Regions from separate parts of the Homo sapiens genome. Here region 2 is linked to region 1. The links are chromatin loops, found by intact Hi-C in ENCODE. Cell type or tissue: mammary epithelial cell. All regions are shown on one strand. Links, peaks and the distances in the headings refer to the core of each region. The heading gives the core; the rest is flanking DNA.

What was found. A loop is a pair of places that touch in the nucleus more often than their neighbours do. Peaks named below come from ENCODE experiments on the same cell type or tissue, not always from the same donor. Only the 100,000 strongest peaks of a DNase experiment are listed, where the experiment ranks them.
Region 2: it touches region 1 in a loop (16-fold over the local background); 2 of 110 quality-filtered maps call a loop at or near these places.

What each region holds. Positions count from the first base shown.
Region 1 is chr16:89,662,116-89,673,832 of GRCh38, reverse strand. It overlaps SPATA33 (spermatogenesis associated 33), which reads right to left. Exons shown (of 3, transcript NM_001271907.2): 3 at 3,375-4,547. The coding sequence ends at 4,336. Among named protein-coding and RNA genes, the nearest start is that of SPATA33, 10 kb to the right of the region's middle. In mammary epithelial cell, for the core only: a CTCF peak has its summit at 6,619 (motif pointing right); no DNase peak of the experiment used is centred there; H3K4me3 peaks cover 134 bases.
Region 2 is chr16:89,608,841-89,620,557 of GRCh38, reverse strand. It overlaps DPEP1 (dipeptidase 1), which reads right to left and starts at 6,916. Exons shown (of 11, transcript NM_001389466.1): 1 at 6,839-6,916. RefSeq lists enhancers at 4,345-5,047, 5,048-5,752 and a silencer at 7,158-7,316. In mammary epithelial cell, for the core only: a CTCF peak has its summit at 4,803 (motif pointing left); no DNase peak of the experiment used is centred there; H3K27me3 peaks cover 189 bases.

The sequences.
Region 1 (11,717 bases), core at 2,379-10,378:
TGTGGCATACGGACTTAATTAAGCTACTATGTTGGAATATATCCGATATTAGCTTTTAGTTAAGTTTACTTTTGACCATTAAGCCCTTTTAAAAATCCTCTTGGCTGGGCGTAGTGGCTCACGCCTGTAATCCCAGCAGTTTGGGAGGCCAAGGAGGGTGGATCACAAGATCAGGAGTTCATGACCAGCCTGGTCAAGGTGGTGAAACCCCGTCTCTACTAAAAATGCAAAAATTAGCCAGGTGCGGTGGCAAGTGCCTGTAATCCCAGCTACTTGGGAGGCTGAGGCAGGAGAATGGCTGAACCTGGGCGGCAGAGGTTGCAGTGAGCTGGGATCGCGCCACTGCACTCCAGCCTGGGCGACAGAGCGAGACTCCGTCTCAAAAAAAAAGAAAATCCTTTTAAATCTTTAAATCTCACTACCTTATTTCAGCCGGGACAAACTGCTGATATTTCAAAAGTAACACAAATTTCAAACCAGAAAGGATGTAGGAACCAAACCCGGGCTGTCCTGGTGGAAAAATGGCGGACTCTACCTACCGAACTGCAGCGTGAGGTGACGGCACTTACTCTTCGAGTGTGGCTTGGCTGGAAAAACGTGGCCTCGTTATGCAAATAAAGCCCATCACGTGGTCAAAATCTTTTTTCCCTTTTTCTGGCTTTTTTTCCTTTTTCCCAGCTGTGGGAATTCAGCTAATTCAGAGGCTTGTTTCCCACAACTTGGAAGTTTGCTTCAGATTTGACCAAGTCTAACAGAATTCGTCAAATCCAACGGGAAAAAGACTGAAACAGCAAAAATAGCAAACACAGAAACAAACAAAAAGCAGTTAAGCAAAACAAACAATCCCACAATTTATACACTTACTGAGCATGCTAATAGTAAGAAGTTAAGACCAGCCAGTCGTTAATGTTAGCTTTAGTCATTAAGGAGAACTTCCAAGACAGAACCCCAATTCAGCCACTTACCTAGGAATGGGGCCCAGGCTTTAGACTGCTCTCCCCCATCGTGGAATCAGGAAAAACTCGAGTTGTTTCCGAGCTGAAACTCCAGGGAAGTCTCCTGCTCCCCATCATCACGGAAGCAGGAAAACTCGCCTTCTTTGTTGGAAGCAAGTAAAACACCGGAAAAGGAAAAGGCATTGTGCGCAAAATAAACTTTCGACCTCAACCAAGTTTCGGGAGATCAGAGATTCTCTGGAGGGTGGTAGGGCTCCCGGATCTCAGCAAATTGTCCTACTGTCCTGAGCAATAAAGAAGGCCCAAACTGGTCCTAAGCACCAGGAGGAAACCTGCCAAAGGGCAGGGCCACCTCCACTCTGAGTCCCTGCATGGTGGTCAATTTGTAAGCCAACAAGTATCTGAGACAGGTCTCAGCCACCTTAGAGGTTTATTAGGCCAAGGTTAAGGATGTGCGCGTGAGAGCCAACTCTGTACCTTCCTCCAAAGATGATGTTGAGGGCTTCAGTATTTCAAGGGGAGGAGCTGGAGGGGAAGGAGGGCGGGCGTGGACACATCCTTGAATCCACAAGACAAAAGAAGTCAATGATGTATTTGTCTCGTGCTCAGTAAATTGGCACTTCACCCACTTTTTGATGGAGTGGGTGAAGGATATGAACAGACACTTCTCAAAGGAAGACATTTATGCAGCCTACAGACACATGAAAAAATGCTCATCATCACTGGCCATCAGAGAAATGCAAATCAAAACCACAATGAGATACCATCTCACACCAGTTAGAATGGCGATCATTAAAAAGTCAGGAAACAGGTGCTGGAGAGGATGGGGAGAAATAGGAACACTTTTACACTGTTGGTGGGACTGTAAACTAGTTCAACCACTGTGGAAGACAGTGTGGCGATTCCTCAGGGATCTAGAACTAGAAATACCATTTGACTCAGCCATCCCATTACTGGGTATATACCCAAAGGATTATAAATCATGCTGCTATAAAGACACATGCACACCTATGTTTAATGCGGCACTATTCACAATAGCAAAGACTTAGAACCAACCCAAATGCCCATCAGTGATAGACTGGATTAAGCAAATGTGGCACATATACACCATGGAATACTATGCAGCCATAAAAAAGGATGAGTTCATGTCCTTTGCAGGGACATGGGTGAAGCTGGAAACCATCATTCTCAGCAAACTATCGCAAGTAAAATAAACCAAACACCGCATGTTCTCACTCATAGGTGGGAACTGAACAATGAGAACACTTGGACACAGGAAGGGGAAAATCACACACTGGGGCCTGTCGTGGGGTAGGGGGGAGGGGGGAGGGAAAGCATTAGGAGAAATACCTAATGTAAATGACGAGTTAATGGGTGCAGCACACCAACATGGCGTATGTATGCATATGTAACAAACCTGCACGTTGTGCACATGTACCCTAAAACTTAAAGTATAATAATAAAAAAAAAATTTGGCACTTCACAGAAGGTGAACAGAGTAGCTACCTATGGAGAAACTTTAACTTTTTATTGGTAGCTCTCTGCTTAGGAACAAAAAGGAAGCAGTTTCTTGGGTGACTCATCTTTCAGCTTTTTTTTTTTTTCTTTTGGCAGAGTGAAATTAGGGCCCCAAGTTTTGATTGGCCTTTCACAATTCCTAAGGCTCTGCGTATGTGTGTATATACTACATAGGCCTGTATGGATTAGAAATTGTACGTGTGTGGCAGGGAGCAGGCTCCCTCCCGCTGCCACCTCAGAAGTCTGTGTCCAAGACTCTGGTGGACACCCCTGGCTCCACTGGCCACTGAAGCAAGCCAATGGCAGATCACATGGAAAGCCTGCTGGCCAGACTAGAAACTAACAAAGCTAACACACTGTCACTAAATGCATCAGGCTTCCACACAGGGCAGGGCATTCTCAACACAGGGGGAAAGTCTAGCCTGAGCTGAGGGTTGCTGGAGAGGAGCAGTCACAGGAGATAACTTGTCTCGTGCCATCGTGTTCAGGTCCCTTCCGTGGCCTTCCACAATCAGGAGCCCTCATCTGTGGGCCAGAAAGACAGGACAGCGCTGGCAAGGCCACTTCCAAAGTCTCAGTGCCATGGCTGTCCCATGTGCCCAGCACACATTCCACTTTCTTCTTTGGGGCCTTTTCATAAGCTGACTCAGATTACACTCAAGCTAGGAGCCCTGGGGCCCCGTTCAGTGACTCTGGGCCTCTTTGTTCTGGAACATTACATCTTAACGTTTAGCTCTTAGAATCTGACCTTTTCCTCAAGTTTGGGAGGCATCTTATTCACTATAATTTCCAAGTATTCACATTGTCTCCTTCTGAAACGAAGGGAAGTGTTTTAACTGTGCACCACAAATCACAATGTAAGATGCCACCTGCTGTCCATCACTCTGCAGAGCCAGCCACTTCCAACATGAACATACTAATTTATTCATTTATCAATACCACAAAGCTCGCTCTCTGAGCCAGTCACTCTTGCCTCGACCGAGCTGCTAGCAGCTCTGGGGAAGGCAGGACCAAATGGCAATGGAGAACGGGCTGCGGCTTCTCACAGGGTGGGGCGGGCCTGGTGCACCCTCCCCGAGAGCACTGGAGAAGGGGGTGCAGTTTCTCACAGGGTGGGCAGGCCTGGTGCACCCTCCCCCAGAGCACTGGAGAAGGGGGCTGCAGTTTCTCAAGGCGGGGGCAGGCCTGGTGCACCCTCCCTGAGAGCACGGGAGAAGGGGGCCACGGCTTCTCACAGGGTGGGGCGGGCCTGGTGTACCCTCCCCGAAAGCACTGGAGAAGGGGGCCACGGCTTCTCACAGGGTGGGGTGGCCCTGGTGCACCCTCCCCAAAAGCACTGGAGAAGGGGCCATGGCTTCTCACAGGGTGGGGCGGGCTGGAGAGCACTGGAGAAGGGGGCGGCGGCTTCTTACAGCGTGGGGCAGCCCTGGTGCACCCTCCCCGAGAGCACTGGAGAAGGGGGCGGTGGCTTCTCACAGGGTGGGGCAACCCTGGTGTACCCTCCCCGAGAGCATTGGAGAAGGGGGCTGCAGGTTCTCACAGGGTGGGGTGGGCCTGGTGCACCCTCCCCGAGAGCACTGGAGAAGGGGACTGCAGTTTCTCACGGCGGGGGCAGGCCTGGTGCACCCTCCCTGAGAGCACTGGAGAAGGGGGCCACGGCTTCTCACAAGGTGGGGCGGGCCTGGTGCACCCTCCCCGAAAGCACTGGAGAAGGGGGCTGCAGTTTCTCACAGGGTGGGGTGGGCCTGGTGCAACCTCCCCGAGAGCACTGGAGAAGGGGCCTCGGCTTCTCACAGGGTGAGGCGGCTGTTCCCGAGACGCCTATCGCAGGGAGTAGCGAGTGCCATGCAAAGGTGCTTGTTTATTCTTTGAGATGTGAATTATAGGCGTCTGCTGTACTGGGGTTCCTGTGCCGCCGGTAGGGGCCCCAGTCCTCCGGCTCCCGAATGGTTCTCTGCTGGTCACTCCCGCTGGAACTGCAACTGACTAGCGTCTCATTCGACGCTCGCGTGATGATGATCTGTGGAACGACCACTTTCTTCCTGCTGGACTTTTGCTTTACATCAGGTTTCTCTAGAGGAAAAAACATCCAGGCATTTAGTAGATGTGTGGAAAGCTCCTTCCACGATGCACACACCTCCTGCCATTGGTCAGAGTAAAGGAATTAAGATGTATGGTTAGCAGAAAAAATGGGTGAGTCCAAAAGTGATCAAAACTGTCCATGAACATTACAGGGCTTAAGGGATGTGCAACTCAGCCATGAAGGTTGCTGATGCTGGACACCCTTTTTCAGGGAAGAAAACAGGAGAAACACTTCCACTATCCGTGGCAGGATGGTGTCAGGGCGACCAGCAAAGGAAGGAGGGAGGGCACACGTCCAGGCAGGAACCGCCTCAGAGCTCAAGGTTCAGAGACATCATTTCCACTCCAAAGGTCTCTAATTCTGCTAAAGCCCTCTGTACAGAACTTCATCCATTAGAATGTTCTAGAAATGGACATGTCTGATGTTGCTCACATTTTCTTAAACCTGTTAAGGTTACAAGGAACGCCTGAGACCTGTGAAACTGCTGAGCCTGCCGAGCGTTGCCACGTACAAAGCAAAAGTGCTCCTTCACCGGCTGCTCTCCTGGCTGGCCGGCCGCCCCTTCCTGGAGTGCCACTGCTACAAGCTCGGGCACAGCCGCCCACCCCCTTCGTGGAGTGCCACTGCTACGAGCTCAGACACAGCCGCCCGCCCCCTTCCTGGAGTGCCACTGCTACGAGCTCGGGCACAGCCGCCCGCCCCCTTCCTGGAGTGCCACTGCTACGAGCTAGGGCACAGCTGTTCAGGCTTCTGGGAGAGCAGGATGGAGCTGGCTCTCTCTGCACACATATGTGTGGTCAGGGTTAGAAGACTCAGTCACCTTTTTACAGAAACGTAACTACAGTGGTCATGTTGTTTTACAGCTTTGTGGGGACACTTGGTAGCTCACGAACCTGGATGCGAGGTAGGATGGACTGCTGGCAATGGCAGTGCTGGTTTATTATTAATCTTCTTCTTAGTTTTTGAGACGGAGTCTCGCTCTGTCACCCAGGCTGGAGTGCAGTGGTGTGATCTCGGCTCACTGCAACCTCCACCTCCTGAGTTCAAGTGATTCTCCTGCCTCAGCCTCCTGAGCAACTGGGACTACAGGCTCCTGCCACCACACCTGGGGAATTTTTGTATTATTAGTAGAGACAGGGTTTCTCCATGTTGGCCAGGCTGGTCTTGAACTCCCGACCTCAGGTGATCTACCTGCCTTGGCCTCCCAAAGTGCTGGGATTACAGGCGTGAGCCAATGCGCCCGGCCAACGGTGCTGGCTTTTATCGCGTGCCTGTTCTGAGCCCTAGAACAGTGAATAATGACACACAGCAGCTTCTGCTATAGGTCTCTGACAACCCATATTTCAGACAAAACTGAGGTACAGACAAGCCAAGCCATCTGCCCAAGGCTAGTCAAACAGGGGAGACACAGAGGCCAACTCGACTGCCCAAGGCTAACCAGATGGGGGAGGCAGAGAGGCCAAGTCGCCTGCCTAAGGCTAGTCAGACGGGGTATTCAGGCCTTGGCCTCCCCCTCTGCCTGCAGTGCTGCGTTACATAGCCTCATCTGTGTCAGCTGCCGAATGACCCACAGCTGCACTAAGCACTGAGCGATATCCCTTTTTCTTTTTGAGACAGGATCTTGAAGGTCTGTGGCCCAGGCTGAAATGCTGTGGCATGATCATGGCTCACTGAAGCCTCAACTTCCTGGGCTCAAATGATCCTCCCACTTCAGCCTTCCAAGTAGCTGGGACCACCAGCACGCACCACTGTGGGCGGCAAGTCACCCAGGTGCCGAGGCAAGAGACCGAGGGCACGAGCTGTTCCAGTGTAATAAAATATATAAAATAAGAATAGTTATACTAGATCTAGATCACAGACATGATTATATATGAATATCATTAATTAATTTGTAGCAATTACTCTTTATTCCAATATTATAATAATCCTCGCTCTACAATCATAACCTAGGAAAAACCAGGTCATACAGAGACAGGAGCTGGGGGGACATGGTGAGAAGTGACCAGAAGACAAGAGTGTGAGCCTTTTGTTATGCCCAGACAGGGCCACCAGAGGGCTCCTTGGTCTAGTGGTAACGCCAGCGTCTGGTAGGACGCCCGTTGCCAAGCAGACCATGGTCTAGCAGTAGCGTCAGTGTCAAGGAAAAACACCCACTACTTAGCAGACCAGGAAAGGGAGTCTCCCTTTCCCCAGGGGAGTTTAGAGAAAACTCTGCTCCTCCACCTCTTGTGGAGGGCCTGACATCAGTCAGGCTTGCCCGCAGTTATCCAGAGGCCTAATCGTCTCCCTGTGATGCTGTGCTTCAGTGGTCACGCTCCTAGTCCACCTTCATGTTCCATCCTGTACACCTGGCTCTGCCTTTTAGATAGCAGTAGCAAATTAGTGAAAGTACTAAAAGTCTCTGATATGCTGAAATAACGGCGTAAGCTGTCTCTCTGTCTCCTCTCTCTCTGCCTTGGCTGCCAGGCAGGGAAGGGCCCCCTGTCCAGTGGACACATGACCCACATGACCTCACCTATCATTGGAGATGGCTCACACTCCTAACCCTGCCCCTTTGTCTTGTATCCAATAAATATCAGTGCAGCCTGGCATTTGGGGCCACTACCGGTCTCCACGGCTTGGTGGTAGTGGTCCCCCGGGCCCAGCTGTCTTTTATCTCTTTGCCTTGTGTCTTTATTTCTACGCTCTCTCATCTCCGCACATGGGGAGAAAACCCACCGACCCTGTGGGGCTGGACCCTACACACCACCACACCCACCTAATTTTGAAATTTTTTGTAGAGACACGGTTTTGCCATGTTGCCCAGGCTGGTCTCGAACTCTCAGGCTCAAGTTATTCTCCCACTTCACCCTCCCAAAGCGCTGGGATTACAGCAGCCATGAACCACTGTGCCGGCCATTTTCTTCCATTTTTAGAGAAGGGTCTCACTCTGTAGCCCAGGAAGGAGCGCAGTGGCTATTCGTGGATGTGATCATAGCAAACTACAGTCCTAACCTCCCAGGCCCAAGTGATCCTCGGACCTCACTGAGTAGCTGGAACCACAGATCCCACCTATGGGACCATATATTCCCACATCACCATATCTGGCTTTTTTTTACTCTAACCTACTTGAGTATCAGAGGGCCCGACCCCCTCATGCCTCTGGTTTTCCAGATGTTTCCTACTGCTTTCATTTTTATTCATTTATTTATTTTGAGATGGATTCTCACTCTTGTCGCCCAGGCTGGAGTGCAGTGGCACAATTTTGGCTCACTACAACCTCTACCTCCCAGGTTCAAGTGATTCTCCTGCCCCAGCCTCCCCAAGTAGCTGGCACTACAGGCACCCATCACCACGCCTAGCTAATTTTTGTATTTTTAGTAGAGATGGGCTTTCATCATGTTGGCCAGGCTGGTCTTGAACTCCTGACCTCAAGTGATCCACCTGCCTCGGCCTCCAAAGTGCCGGGATTACAGGCGTGAATCACTACACTTGGCCTCATTTTTATTCTTTAGATGAACCTTTGAATAATCTGCTCATATTCCCAAAAGATCTTTTGTGTTTTGACTTGGTGTTGACTGATTTTACAGAAGTTAACGTATTTACACTATTGAAATTTTCTAGTCTAAAACAAGACTTATTTCATCTTCCTCAAAGTATAGTTTCTTCATTTAGAAATATTAGGCCAGACGCAGTGGCTCACGCCTGTAATCCCAGCACCTTGGGAGGCCGATGCGGGCGGATCACGAGGTCAGGAAATTAAGACCATTCTGGTTAACATAGTGAAACCCCATCTCTACTTAAAAAAAAAAAAAATACAAAAAATTAGCCAGGCGTGGTGGCAGGCACCTGTAGTCCCAGCTATGCGGGAGGCTGAGACAGGAGAATGGCATGAACCCGGGAGGCGGAGCTTGCAGTGAGCAGAGATGCACCATTGCAGTCCAGCCTGGGTGGCGACAGAGCAAGACTCCATCTCAAAAAAAAAAAGAAATATTAATCTTGGGCCAGGTGCGGTGGCTCACGCCTGTAATCCCAGCACCTTGGGAGGCTGAAGCAGGCAGATTGCTTGGCCTCTGGAGTTCGAGACCAGCCTGGGCAACATGACAAAACCGCATCTCTACAAAAACTACAAAAAATAGCTGGGGGTGGTGGCGTGCACTGTGGCCCCAGCTACTCAGGGAGCTGAGGTGGGAGAATCGTTTGAGCCCAGAACGTCAAGAGTGCAATGAGCCAAGATGGTGCCACTGCACTCCAGCCTGGGTGAGACCATCTCAGAAACAAAACAGAAAGAATAAATGTGACTCTTCTCAAGGTTCTTGGTACATATTGTGTGTACTTCTATTGCTGCACAACAAATCACCACCAACTTCAGGGCTGAAACCAGCACATCCACTTATCATCTTACTGCATTCGTCGTCAGGGGTGCAGGTGCAGCGTGGCTGGGACGCAGGCTGAATTCCAGGGGCCGGCTGCACTGCATTCTCATGAGGAGCTGGAGGACCCTCTTCTAAGCCCATTCTGGTTGGAGGCAGAATTTATTCCCGGTTCAAGGAATGAAGTTCCCGTTTTCTCGCTGCCCTAAAAAGCCTCTGACACTTTTACTGTCTGGCTTCCCTGATCAGGTCGGGCCCTAAAGAGCCTCTGACACTTTTACTGTCTGGCTTCCCTGATCAGGTCGGGCCCTAAAGAGCCTCTGACACTTTTACTGTCTGGCTTCCCTGATCAGGTCGGGCCCTAAAGAGCCTCTGACACTTTTACTGTCTGGCTTCCCTGATCAGGTCGGGCCCATCCAGGATCATCTCGCATTTTGATGACGTCAAACTCAATGGATGAGTGAGCTAATCGCAGGAGAGACACACCTCCCTCTTCCTCATTCCACCCACACTCGAGGGGAGGGTTACACATGGCTGTTTCCCAGGGGCAGGGATCGTGTGGGCTGTCTTGAGTCCTGCCACCTTGTTACCAAACCGCCTTCCAGGAAGATGTGTGCCTCCACAGCAACGTGTCCGAGCCCCTGATCCAGAGTCAACTGATATTCTTTGGCCTCTCATAGATGTAAATATTTTTTTGAGCTTATCATTTGTTCTACAATTGTTTATAAGAGTTTGGGGAGAGGTTTAACATTTTAACGCAGTCAAATTCTTCAATATGTGTACTGTCTTTCCTTGCTAGGAAGCATAAATAGGGTCTTACTCTGTCGCCGGGGCTGGAGGGCAGTGGCACGATCTTGGCTCACTGCAGCCCCAACCTCATGGGGTCAAGGGATCCTCCTATCTCAGGCCCCTGATTAGTTGGGGCTACAGGCACACTCCACTACACCCAGCTAATTCTTGTCTTTTTTGTAAAAATCAGGTTTCACCATGTTGCCCAGGCTGGTCTTGAACTTCTGGGCTCAAGTGATCTGCCTGCCTAGGCTTCCCAAAGTTCTGAAATTACAGGCGTGAGCCACTGTGCTTGGCTCCCAAAGCGAACGTTTTATATAACTATAGTACCATTATCGACACGAGGAAATGGACTCCGGTACTATGAGTGTATGTACAGCTACGCCATTTAATCAATCACCACCAAAACCAACAATCCCATCTTCCTCCTGCTGCCCTTCAGACACACCCACTCCCTACCCCAACCCCAAAGCCCTGCCCTTCACAGACCCCCTCACTCCCTACCCCAACGCCAAGGCCCTAGCAATCAACAATCTGTCCTCCCTGTCTATAATTTTGTCATTCAGAGAATGTTACAGAAATGGAATCACGGCCGGGTATGGTGGCTCACGCCTGTAATCCTAGCATTTCAGGAGGCCGAGGCAAGCGGATCACCTGAGATCGGGAGTTTGAGGCAAGCGGATCACCTGAGGTCGGGAGTTTGAGACCAGCCTGACCAACATGGAGAAACCCCATCGCTACTAAAAATACAAAGATTAGCTGGGCATGGTGGCGCATGCCTGTAGTCCCAGCTACTCCGGAGGCCGAGGTAGAATTGCTTGAACCCGGGAGACCAAGGTTGCAGTGAGCCAAGATCGTGCCATTTGCACTCCAGCCTAAAAAAAAAAAAAAAAGAAATGGAATCATACAGCATGTGACCTTCTGGGATTGGCTTTTTTCACTCAGCATGGTATTTTTTAATAGCCAATAGAAGTGTTCCATTTCTCTTCTTTTTCAAAATTTTCTTGCAATTAAGTATACTCTACCTTCATGAAAATGTTACAGGCCGGGCGTGGTGGCTCACACCTGTAACACTGGCACTTTGGGAGGCTGAGGCGGGTGGTTCACAAAGTCAGGAGTTTGAGACCAGCCTGACCAACATGGTGAAACCCCGTCTCTACTAAAAATACAAAAATTACCCAGGCATGGTGGCGCACACCTGTAGTCTCAGCTACTCGGGAGGCTGAGGCAGAAGAATTGCTTGAACCCGGGAGGCGGAAGTCACAATGAGCCAAGATTGTGCCACTGCACTCCAGCCTGGGCAACAGAGCAAGACTCCATCTCAAAACAAACAAACAACAAAACGTCACAAAAGTGTTCAAACAGGCTGGGCGTGGTGGCTCACGCCTGTGATCCCAGCGCTCTGGGAGGCCAGGTGCGGTGGCTCACGCCTGTGATCTCAGCACTTTGGGAGGCCGAGGCGGGTGGATCAGCTGAAGCCAGGAGTTTGAGGCCAGCCTAGCCAACGTGGCGAAACCTCATCTCTACTAAAAATACAAAAAAAATTAGCTGGGCGTCATGGCGGGCGCCTGTAATCCCAGCTACTTGGGAGGCTGAGGCAGGAGAATCACTTGAACTTGGGAGGCGGAGGCTACAGTGAGTTGAGACCCGAGATCATGCCATTGCACTCCAGCCTGGGCAACAAGAAGGAAACTCCATTTCAAAAAAAAAAAAAAGTGTTCAAACACACAAGAAAATAGAATAGTGAATGAGCACCTGCACCTATAGAGCACTCAGCTTCAATCAGTATTTTGTTATCTTGTTCTTTCTTCGTTTTTTTCCTGAGTATCTTTTTTTTTTTTGAGATGGAGTCTCACTCCATTGCCCAGGCTGGAGTGCAGTGGGATGATCGTGGCTCACTGCAACCTCTGCTTCCTGGGTTCCAGCTATTCTCTTGCTTCAGCCTCCAAAGTAGTTGGAATTACAGGTGTGCACCACCACACCCAGCTAATTTTTTTGTATTTTTTGTAGAGACAGGGT
Region 2 (11,717 bases), core at 1,322-9,321, 52 kb after region 1:
CTGGTTCTTGTTTCCGAAGATACGCATGCCCTCAGTGAGGCCTTGAGCATCCGGCCAGCCCAGGGGCTTCTGGGACTCTCGGTCCCAGGCCAGGCAGGAGAGCTTGTGCTGGGTGATCACCCTTTGAGGCCCCCCAGGCAGTAGTGTAGGGTATCTGCCTTAGGTGGCAGCAGGTTGAGAAATGGAGAGGAGGGGGCCTGGGAGCTTGGGCCCAGCCCAACGAGCCCAGAGAGTCTCAAGTGGCCTGGGGGTCCCAGGTCGTGTGTCCCCCCCACTGGCAGACCCCAGCCACCTCCCTGACTCCCTCGGAGGACACTGACCCTGGCCCCGGAGTTGGGACAAACTCCGTCCTCAGTTTCTTTATCTGTAAGTGCGATGGGTTGATCTCCCTCCATCCCCAGCCACAATCGAGGATTGGAATGTCCTCTGGCAAAGCCACACGGGCTTTCGAAATCCAAGGAGGGTCTGCGTGTGGACCGCACTGAGCTGGAGACCAGGCTGGCTTTGGAATTCTGAGGTTGCGGCGGGAGGGGGGCATACTCAGTGGGTTCAAGCAGGCGGGGGGAGGCCAGGCCTATCCCGGACCCCACCCAAGGCAGGGTGGAGACCTAGGGCTGCTGCTGGGCTAGTCACAGGGGCCCTTGGAGTCTGACATTTTCAAGCAGCCAATGATGGGCAGCAGTGGGAGGAACAGTGGGGGCTGCAGAGAGGGGAGGGGACGCAGGGGGCTGCAGAGAGGGGAGTGGGGGGCACAGGGCGCTGCAGGGAGGGGGTGCAGGGGGCTGCAGGGAGGGGAGCAGGGGGCACAGCAGGCTGCAGGGAGGGGGTGAAGGGAGTGCAGGGGGCTGCAGGGAGGGGAGCAGGGGGCAAAAGGGGTGCAGGGAGGGGAGCAGGGGGCTGCAGGGAGCTACAGGGAGGGGAGCAGAGGGAGCAGGGGGCTGCAGGGAGGGGAGCGGGGGGAGCAGGGGGACCAGGGGGCTGCAGGGAGGGGAGCGGGGGGAGCAGGGGGAAAGCGGGCTGCAGAGAGGGGAGCAGGGGGGCAGGGAGCTGCAGGGAGGGGAGCAGGGGGGCAGGGGGCTGCAGGGAGGGGAGCAGGGGGGCAGGGGGCTGCAGGGAGGGGAGCAGGGGGGCAGGGGGCTGCAGGGAGGGGAGCAGGGGGGGCAGGGGGCTGCAGGGAGGGGAGCAGGGGGGGCAGGGGGCTGCAGGGAGGGGAGCGGGGGGGCAGGGAGCTGCAGGGAGGGGAGCGGGGGGGCAGGGGGCTGCAGGGAGGGGAGCGGGGGGGCAGGGAGCTGCAGGGAGGGGAGTGGGGGGGCAGGGGGCTGCAGGGAGGGAGCAGGGAGGGCAGGGGGGCTGCAGGGAGGGGAGCGGGGGGGCAGGGAGCTGCAGGGAGGGGAGCGGGGGGGCAGGGGGCTGCAGGGAGGGGAGCAGGGGGGGCAGGGAGCTGCAGGGAGGGGAGCAGGGGGGCAGGGAGCTGCAGGGAGGGGAGCAGGGGGGGCAGGGGGCTGCAGGGAGGGGAGCAGGGGGGCAGGGAGCTGCAGGGAGGGGAGCGGGGGGGGCAGGGGGCTGCAGGGAGGGGAGCGGGGGGGCAGGGGGGCTGCAGGGAGGGGAGCAGGGGGGCAGGGAGCTGCAGGGAGGGAGCAGGGAGGGCAACCCTCCGGAAGCCAAAGGTAGAGGGTGCTGGTGGGATGTGCGTACGTAAAGAGCAAAATAAAACCAGTTTTGTGCAGGGTTCCTACCGTTCTGGTGAAAATAAAATAAATATTAATCTATAAGTTACAAAATGCGAATTGTGCAACTTTGCCCGGGGAACAGTGCAGCAATCACTTAAGCTCAGGAGTCTGAGACCAGCCGGGGCAACACAAGGAGACCTCGTCTCTACAGACATAAAGAAACTAGCCAGGCTGGTGTGTGCCTGCAGTCACAGTTACTTGGGAAGCTGAGGTGGGAAGGTTGTTGAGCCTCGGAGCTTGAGGCTGCACTCCCACCTGGGCAACATAGTGAGACCCTGTCTCAAAACTAAATGCATAAATAAATAATGTAGGCCAGACCTGGTGGTTTATGCCTGTGATCCCAGCACTTTGGGTGGCCAAGGCGGGAGGATCGCTTGAGGCCAGGAGTTTGAGACCAGCCTGGGAAACATAGGGAGACCCCCATCTCTACAAAAAATATAAAAATTAGCCAAGCGTGGTGGCACACACTTGTGGTCTTGGCTACATAGCAGACCGAGGCAGGAAGATGGCTTGAGTCCAGGAGGTTTAAGCTACAGTGAGCCGTGATCCTACCACTGCACTCCAGCCCGGGTGACAGAGCAAGACCTTGTCAAGATGGATAAACAAACTAATAAATTAATTAAAATAAAAATGTGAATTGTACAATTTTGTTGATTCTGTATGAGTTAAATCCTATTCTATTTGCATTTAAGCCAAGTATTACACAATATGAAGATAAATGGTAAATACATGCTAATAATTTAAAATTTTAATTTTTCTTGACTTAGAATGATGATTTTTTATTTTTATTTTTTTATATTTTTTGAGACTGAGTCTCGCTCTGTCGCCCAGGATGGAGTGCAGGGGCACAATCTCAGCTCACTGCAACCTCCGTCTCCCAGGTTCAAGTGATTCTTGTGCCTCAGCCTCCCGAGTAGCTGGGATTACAGGTGCATGCCACCACACACAGCTAATTTTTGTATTTTTAGTAGAGATGGGGTTTCACCATGTTGGCCAGGCTAGTCTCAAACTCCTGACCTCAAATGATCTGCCCGTCTTGGCCTCCCACAGCGCTGGGATTACAGGTGTGAGCCACTGCGCCCGGCCTCCCAAAGTGCTGGGATTACAGGTGTGAGCCACCGTGCCCAACCTCCCAAAGTGCTGGGATTACAGGTGTGAGCCGCCGCGCCCGGCCTCCCAAAGTGCTGGGATTACAGGTGTGAGCCGCCGCGCCCGGCCTCCCAAAGTGCTGGGATTACAGGTGTGAGCCGCCGCGCCCGGCCGCCTTCCAGCATTTCTGGCACAGACCGGCACAGGTGTGGGCTCCTGTCCTTTGCATGTTGTTGGCTTTCTGTTGACCAGATGGCCTGGAGACCTCCTGGCGTGGATGCTTCCACCTCATTCTCTGTAACATGTGCGCAAGCCTCAGAGCTCATGTTAGCTGAGCAATTCTTCCATGCAGGCACCGTGCTGAGGGAGCTCCTGTGGCCTCGTGAGGCAGGAGCGCTTTTCCCCTCACCTCTCAGGGCCCTGGGCCTTGGTGCCTGCCTACCTCTCCCACCTCCACCCAGCTCAGCCGTGAGTCTTCATGCAGTGTCCTCAGGGCATCACATGAGAGCCCCAAGCACCCCATCTCTCTGCCACTCCCTCTCCCTTGTTCTAGCTCCACCCTGTCTTGATTCCTGGCAATTCTAATAAGAGAGAATTGTCCCCAACCCTGGCCAAGCAATTCCCTGACATGTAATGACCTGTGCTACCCTCACCTTGCTCGGGTGGGGCCAGACCTTCACTGCAGTCCCATCACCCCACCCCTCCCTTCCCCTTCTGCTCCAGGGCCTGCCCAGGACCTCCAGCCTCCCGCCCCATTCTCTGCCAGACTCCATCATCCCCTCTGGAGCCGTCACGCCGCTCGGTAAAACCTGCCCGCTTCCTACCCGCTTCCTGGCCGCTCTCTGCCTGCTTCCCGGCCGCTTCCTGCCCACTTCCTGCCTGCTTCCTGGCCACTTCCTGTCCGCTTCCTGGCCACTTCCTGGCCGCTTTCTGCCTGCTTCCTGCCCACTTCCTGCCTGCTTCCTGGCCGCTTCCTGGTCGCTCTCTGCCTGCTTCCCAGCCACTTCCTGCCAGCGTGCGTTTGCACTGCCCTTCGCGGAGTGTGCTGAGGGGAGAAGGCCCAGCCGTCCCAATCTGCGCTACTTTGAATTCCTGATCACAAACTTCAAGGAACCTCTTTAAGCCACCCGGGAATCCTGCTGCAGGTCCCAGTGCCAGAACCAGAAGCATCTGTGCCATCTGGGAACATTCTGGTGGAGCAATCGCCCTGTCCTCGAGGTCGGCCATACACGCTGGGTCTTCACCACCCCGGGGATGCAGATGCCTCCTGGCGACCCCCTCCTCCATCCAAGGACCCCTCCCGGCACAGCCCCGAGCACACCCGCTGTCTCCCCTCCTTTCCGCCCGTCTGTCCGATCCTCTCACAGCTGGCTGGGCCATACTGCTCTGTGAAACTGTGCCCGGTCAGCCCCGGAGTGGGTGACCCAGGACCCGCTGGCTGTGTCCTTCCAGGGCACAGGTCCCAGCCTCTCCTGTTTCGTCGACACTGGCTACCTGTGTGGGCTTGTCTGTTTCTGGGCTCTGAGCCCTATCCCCACAGCACTGACTCCCCCACCCACCTGAACCCCCAGCCCAGCCCCCGAAGCCCCACGGACCCAGCCTCCTGCTGCGCACCCCAGCTGGAGTTCAGGGAGCATTTTAAATTCACTTTTTGTGTTTTTTTTTTGAGATGAAGTCTTGCTCTGTCACCCAGGCTGGAGTGCAGTGGTGTGATCTCAGCTCACTGAAACCTCTGCCTCCCAGGTTCAAGTAATTCTCCTGCCTGGGGACACGACACGTAGGGGACGCCTGAGCCCTGCGCCTTTGGGCCTCAGTATCTGTGAAATGGGCCTGTGAAAGGGGTGGACACTCAGAGGCCAGGGCGGGCCTTGGTGCTTGGTCTCCCTCCACACAGCCCACTCCTCTCCAATTCACACCCCACCAGCCGGCCAGGACCCCGGGGCCCCCGTGTTGACCGCCTGCCTGGCTGCTGCAGCTCCTGCCCTCTGGTGGCCAAATCCCAACGTGCCTCCGTGGGGCCGGTTCCCGGCTCCAGTTCACCGGGGCCTCGCGGGGTCCTGCAAGGCGGGGTCCTGGGGGCTCACTTCACCCAAGAACCAGCTGCTCCTCCCTCAGGGTGGGCTCTGCCTGTGGGCTCTGAAGACCTGGGAAGGCTGAGCAGGTGCTCGGAGCCACCACTGCTTCCATGGGTGTCCTGCCCTTTAACCCACGCCCTCACCCCTGAGAGCAAGGCTGCTGTTACCCCTGTCTCCTACTCTTGGAAACTGAGGTAGAGAAGACAGGTCCAGCCCCCTGGCTCATGGGAGATGGAGCCAGGATGTACGCACAGGACACAGGTCCAGAGACTCCAGAGCTGCGTGTAGACCAGCACCACTGCCCTGCCAGGCCCGCCTGCCCGCTCTGTACCCAGTGGGAGCTGGGAGCCTCAGCCCGACCTGTGAGGCCACCCCTCAGGGGCGGCTCTGAGAGGCCGCTTTGGGGCTCAGTGTCCGTCCACCGCAGCCTACGTCCCCCTGAAGCTGCAAGCAGGGACTGAGGGACCCTCCCCGTCTGCTCCTGGCCTCCGACTGGAGATTTGTCAAAGCTGACCTTTTGTCGACAAGGAGACTGAGGCCCAGCGGGAGGTATTTTAGAGACACTTCCACGTTTGGAGGCCCTAGATGCCCCCTTCCACCCATGACACCCACTGAGCTTCTCCATGGGGTCAGACGCCAATCAGCAAGAATTCGCCAAGAGATGTGGAGGCTACTAGACCCTCACCATGAAAATAGCTTGGCTGTGTAAGAGCCATTGGCCGAAGTAGGTTCTGCCCTTCGCTAGCCCAGCCGCAGCTCCAGACTCCAACTTCCGCCTGTGCCCAAGGCTTTCTCTCTAGCATGTCCTGTGATAACCCTGAAGCTCCCCGCACCCTACCCGGGGAGAAGATTTTTCTTTTATTTTTTTGGATACGGAGTCTCGCTCTGTCACTCAGGCTGGAGTGCAGTGGCACGATCTCAGCTCACCGCAACCTCCGCCTCCCGGGTTCACGCCATTCTCCTGCTTCAGCCTCCCGAGTAGCTGGGACTACAGGCGCCCGCCACCACGCCCGGCTAATTTTTTGTATTTTTTATTAGAGACGGGGTTTCACCGTGTTAGCCAGGATGGTCTCGATCTCCTGACCTCATGATCTGCCCACCTCGGCCTCCCACAGTGTGGGGATTACAGGCGTGAGCCACCGCGCCCGGCCACAGCTTTGATTTTCATTCAGCAAATCCTTTCCACCTGGAAGGAAATTGTGGGGCCGGACAACAGGCCCTGCTCTTAGCTGGGCGGGAAGGCAGATGACTGCGCAGAGAATTCCAGAACAGAGAGTAAGTCCGGGGACTCGGCGCTCCTCACACAGCCTCTGAGAACTCTTCCTGGAGGAAGGGGTACGTGAGCTGAGTCCCAAGGGTGCCTAGGACCGCACTGGGCGCCACAAGGAAGGAACAGCCGGCACAGTGGACAAGCGGGGTTGTGGGGCCTCTGGAGGGCCTGGCGGGTCCAGACCTCATCCTAGGGACCACGGGGAGGGCCAGTGGGAGGACAGCGGCGGGTCTGAGAGCAGCTCTCCCACCTCCTTGAGTCCCAGGAAGCCGCCGCGTCCCCTGCCCCACACACCTGGCCCCAGTTTCCTAGAATCCCAGGAAGCAGCCGCGTCCCCTGCCCCACACACCTGGCCCCAGTTTCCTAGAATCCCAGGAAGCAGCCGCGTCCCCTGCCCCACACACCTGGTGCCAGCCTCCTAGAATCCCAGGAAGCTGCCTCGTCCCCTGCCCCACACACCTGGTCCCAGCCTCCTAGAATCCCAGGAAGCCGCCCCGTCCCCTGCCGCACACACCTGGCCTCAGCCTCCTAGAATCCCAGGAAGCCGCCGCGTCCCCTGCCCCGCACGCCTGGTCCCAGCTTCCACCCACAGTGGTGCCCTGGGGTCCCCGGGCCTGCACCACCCCAGGTGGGCACCCCAGTACCCTGGCGCACCGACTCCCCAGCCCACTCACCCTGGCCTCTGCGATGCAGACTTGCTCCCTGGCAGGGCCCGGCCTAGGCAGCTCCCACGCCAGGCTCACAGCTGGGCTGGCCCTACCCGGCCACCTGCTGCCCCTCCCAGGCCCCTCCTCAGGAAGGTGAAACTGCCCCATTTCCTGCAGGAACCCTGTGTTCTCTGAAAGTAGAAAGAGGAGGGAAATGGAGGAGGGGAGGGGAAGGTTGGAGAGAAAGGGCCAGGGGTCGGAAGGAAGGGCTGCAGGAGGGAGAGAGGAGGAGGGAGAGAGGAGGAGGGAACTTTGCTCCAGGAGATGGCTCTGCGTCCTGACCTCCCCCAAGGCTAGAAACTTCTCCAGCAGCTTCCTCATTTCCTGAGAGTGCCCTGAGATGTCCTGGCAGTGTTTTTCCCTCATGTGTGGATGTGCCACCTCCCAGCCAGGGGGGTGCGTGCACAGCTGTGCTGTCCAGCTCTGTGATGTCAGATCTTAGAGAATGCTACACATCAGTACACATAAGCCATCTGTGTCCTTTTTCTCATGCATTTTCGTTGTGAAAATACAACATGTATACCAACAAGACATATAGGTGTTGGGAGGGAAACTGAGGCAGGGCTTGCATGATGTCCTTTGGAATGTGTCTAGACTTGCTGGCTCCTTCCTTCTAGCCCTCCTAGGCCCCTATTCCCATTATCTCAAGTAGCAGAACATGCTCCATATAAATGCTAAACCGGCACAGCTGTAATCATGTGCTTAATGCAACGTGGTCTTTTGACCTCCATATTCTCACCATCTGTTTCTTTGTTGCATTACCAATAAATACCGTGGGCTCCCAGAGCTCGGGCTTTTGCAGCCTCCACAATAGCGATGGCCCCCTGGTGTGCCACCTTTCTCTCTCTGTGTTTTTCTGAATCCTTTGACTCCGCCGGACTTTGTCACCCCCACGACCTGGGGTTGGGTCTGATCACCCCAACATATAGGTACTGTACCTTTACACAGAAACTACACAGGTGTTCGTAGCAGGACAATTTAGTATAGCCAAAATGTGGGAAGAGTGCAGATGCCCAACACGGGGACAGATAAATGTGTCTCTTCACGCAGTGGAGTATTACTCAGCCATGAAGAAGAGTGACGTGCTGACACGTGCTATAACATGAAGAACCTCAGAAACATTTCGCTAAGTGGCAGAAGCCAGATAGTCGGGTGTGGTGGTGCGCACCTGTGGTCTCTGCTGTGAGGCTGAGGCAGGAGGAGCGCCTGAGCCTGGGAGACTGAGGTTACAGTGAGCTGCGATCACGCCATTGCACTTCAGCCTGGGCCGCAGAGTGGGAGCCTGTCTCAGAAAAGAAAGAAAGAAGCTAGACTCAAAAGACCACATGTCGTGTGATTCCACTTATATGAAATGTCCAGAATAAGTGACTCCATAGACACAGAAGGTGGATTCATGGTTGTTGAGGCTGTGAAGGAAAGTGGGGAGTGGGTGCTAATGGGAATGGGTTTCTATTTGGGGCAATGACTTTTTTTTTTTTTTTTTTGAGACAGAGTCTTGCTCTGTCGCCCAGGCTGGAGTGCAGTGGCGCGATCTCAGCTCGCTGCAACCTCCACCTCCTGGCTTCACGCCATTCTCCTGCCTCAGCCTCCCGAGTAGCTGGGACTACAGGCGCCCGCCACCACGCCCGGCTAATTTTTTGTATTTCTTTTTTAGTAGAGACGGGGTTTCACCGTGTTAGCCAGGATGGTCTCGATCTCCTGACCTCGTGATCCGCCCGCCTCGGCCTCCCAGTGTGATACCCAACCTTGTTTTAACCTAAGTGACCTTCTCGTAGCAGAGAGAGCGCCGGACAGACTCCATTTTAGTTTCTTCACCTGCAGCCCCCTTCACCTCCCTCCCTTAAGGCTTAACTAGTGTGACTGACTCAAAGCACGTCTGGGAATGCACCTACTGATAAGATACTGAGGCAAGCTGCACCAGCAGCTCCTCGGGACGCGCTCGGTGGATGGCACCCGAAGCCCCTGCATTTATCTCTTTGTGATAGTTTAAGCCCCTGCACCTGGAGCTGTTTATTTTTTGTAACTGCATTTGTAACCAATTAATTTTTTAACTTTTTGCCAGTTCTGCTTCTATAAAAATTGCTTCAGTTAAACTCCCCCCCCCCATTTAGACCACGGTATACAAACAAAGCTAGCCCCTTCCTCAGGGCCGAGAGAATTTTGAGCATTAGCGGCCTCTCGGTCGCAGGCTAATAAAGGACTCCTTAATTTGTCTCAAAGTGTGGTGTTTCTCTATAACTCGCTTGGTTACAACACCAAAGTGCTGGGATTACAGGCGTGAGCCCCTGTGCCCTGCGAGGGCAATGAAAATTTTTAAATTAAAAATCTGGAATTAAATAGTAGTGATGGCTGTGCGACTCTGAATATTCTAAAAACATTCAATTGTGCACACTAAAGGGATGGATTTTATGGTGTGTGAATTGTCTCAATAAAGCTTCTATAAAAATATAAGTACAGTTATCCAGGCACGGTGGCTCATGCCTGTGATCCCAGCACTTTGGGAGGCCGAGGTGGGCGGATCACTTGAAGTCGGGAGTTTGAAACCAGCCTGGGCAACGTGGTGAAACCCCATCTCTACTAAAAATGCAAAATTTAGCCAGACGTGGTGACATGCGCCTGCAGTCCCATCTACTTAGGAAGCTGAGGCAGGAGAAGTGTTTGAACCCAGGAGGTGTAGGTTGCAGTGAGCTGAGATCGTGCCACTGCCCTCCAGCCTTGGCAACAGAGTGAGTCTCTGTCTCAAAATAAACAAATACATAAAAATAAAAAAAATTATGGGCCAGGCACGGTGGCTCACGCCTGTAATACCAGCACTTTGGGAGGCCGAGGCGGGTGGATCACCTAAGGTCAGCAGTTCAAGACCAGCCTGGCCAACATGGTGAAACCCTGTCTCTACTAAAAATACAAAAAATAGCCGGGCGTGGTGACGGGCGCCTGTAGTCCCAGCTACTCGGGAGGCTGAGGCAGGAGAATCGCTTGAACCCAGGAGGTGAAGGTTGCAGTGAGCCGAGATCGTGCCTCTGCACTCCAGCCTGGGCGACAGAGCGAGTCTCCATCTCAAAAAAAAAAAAAAAAAAAGAACCTGAAAATAATGAAAGATCTGATGAGAGTTCATTATAAAAACAACACACAATGAATTCTGGTTGTTTTTGTGACACACGACGTATTAAATAACAACTGAAATCATGAACAGTAACAGAGGCGAACAGATCGGATAACAAGGGCATTGACAAATTTTTAGGACATTTATATAATTTCTGAAATAGCAACATTTTAACTATATAAATATAATGTATGGAAAGTTAAGTGTCTTTTGACAATGCTTCCCATGTAATTGAATATATCAAATAAACTGAATTAGTTTAACATCTCCCTTTTAACAAGGTGGTAGAACAAATCCTTTGAAACTGTCAGTTTCAAAGATTTGACAGTTTCAAAGGATTTGAGTTTTGAGATTTTCCAGGGACCTTCTAGAAAACTTCAAAGTCCGTTTGAGGTCAAGAAGATTTAATTTAGAATTTGATTCTGATTTTGGGAAGTTGGCAAAGATGTCAAAAGATCTGAAAACTTAAATAAAATAGGATCATATGTCATCGTGAAACAATATTTCGTTATCTGTTTAACCAAAGTGACAATAAAGATTTCAAAGGTAAATAAAGGTGATAACATAAGACAATAAACCAACACATGTATAAGAGGGAAAGAGTGTGAACCTCCAGGGCCCATCTGGAGGATAATGGTTAAAAAAAACCATGGGTTGGACACAGTGGCTCACGTCTGTAAGCCCAGCACGTTCCCATTTGTGTTTTGTTTTGTTTTGCTTTTTAAACAGAGTCTCGCCCTGTCACCCAGCCTGGAGTGCAGTGGTGTGATGTCGGCTCACTGCAACCTCCACCTCCTGGGTTCAAGCCGTTCTCTGCCTGAGCCTCCCGAGTAGCTGGGATAATAGGCATGAGCCACCAAACCTGGCTAATTTTTGTATTTTTAGTAGACACGGGGTTTCACCATATTGGCCAGGCTGTGGTTTTTTTTGTTTTTTTGTTTTTTTAAGACGGAGTCTCACTCTGTCGCCCAGGCTGGAGTGCAGTGGCGCCATCTCAGCTCACTGCAAGCTCCGCCTGCCGGGTTCACACCATTCTCTCGCCTCAGCCTCCCGAGTAGCTGGGACTACAGGAGTGAGCCACTGCGCCCGGCCAGCCAGGCCGGTCTTAAACTCTTGACCTCAAGTGATCCGCCCGCCTCGGCCTCCCAAAGTGCTGGGATTACAGGCATGAGTCACTGCGCCCGGCTGCATCTCTGTTTTAAATAAATTTATAAACTAATAAAATAAACATGGCTGGGCAGGTGGCTCACGCCTGTAATCCAGCACTTTGGGAGGCCGAGGCGGATTACATGGGTTGATTACATGAGTTTAGGAGTTCGAGACCAGCCTGGCCAATGTGGAGAAACCCCTTCTCTACTAAAAATATAAAAAGTAGCTGGGCATGGTGGTGGGCGCCTGTAGTCCCAGCTACTCGGGAGGTTGAGGCAGGAGAACGGCTTGAACCTGGGAGGTGGAGGTTGCAGTGAGCTGAGATCGCGTCATTGCACTCCAGCCTCAGTGACAGAGCGAGACTCTGTCCCCGCCACACAAAAAAAACAACAACGAGGCAGCTCCCTATACACTGACGAGCAAGTCTTCAGGATGTTGGCTGCAGGCAGCACTGTAGGGAATGAGGCATTTTGTGTCCGCGGTGTCGCCTAACAAGGTGTGGCTGGGAACACACACAAGGCAGCACCCGGGTGTTAGTGAGGGACGAATAGAGAAGACCCTGTGTGCCCCATGCTACAACCTTCACATCGCTTT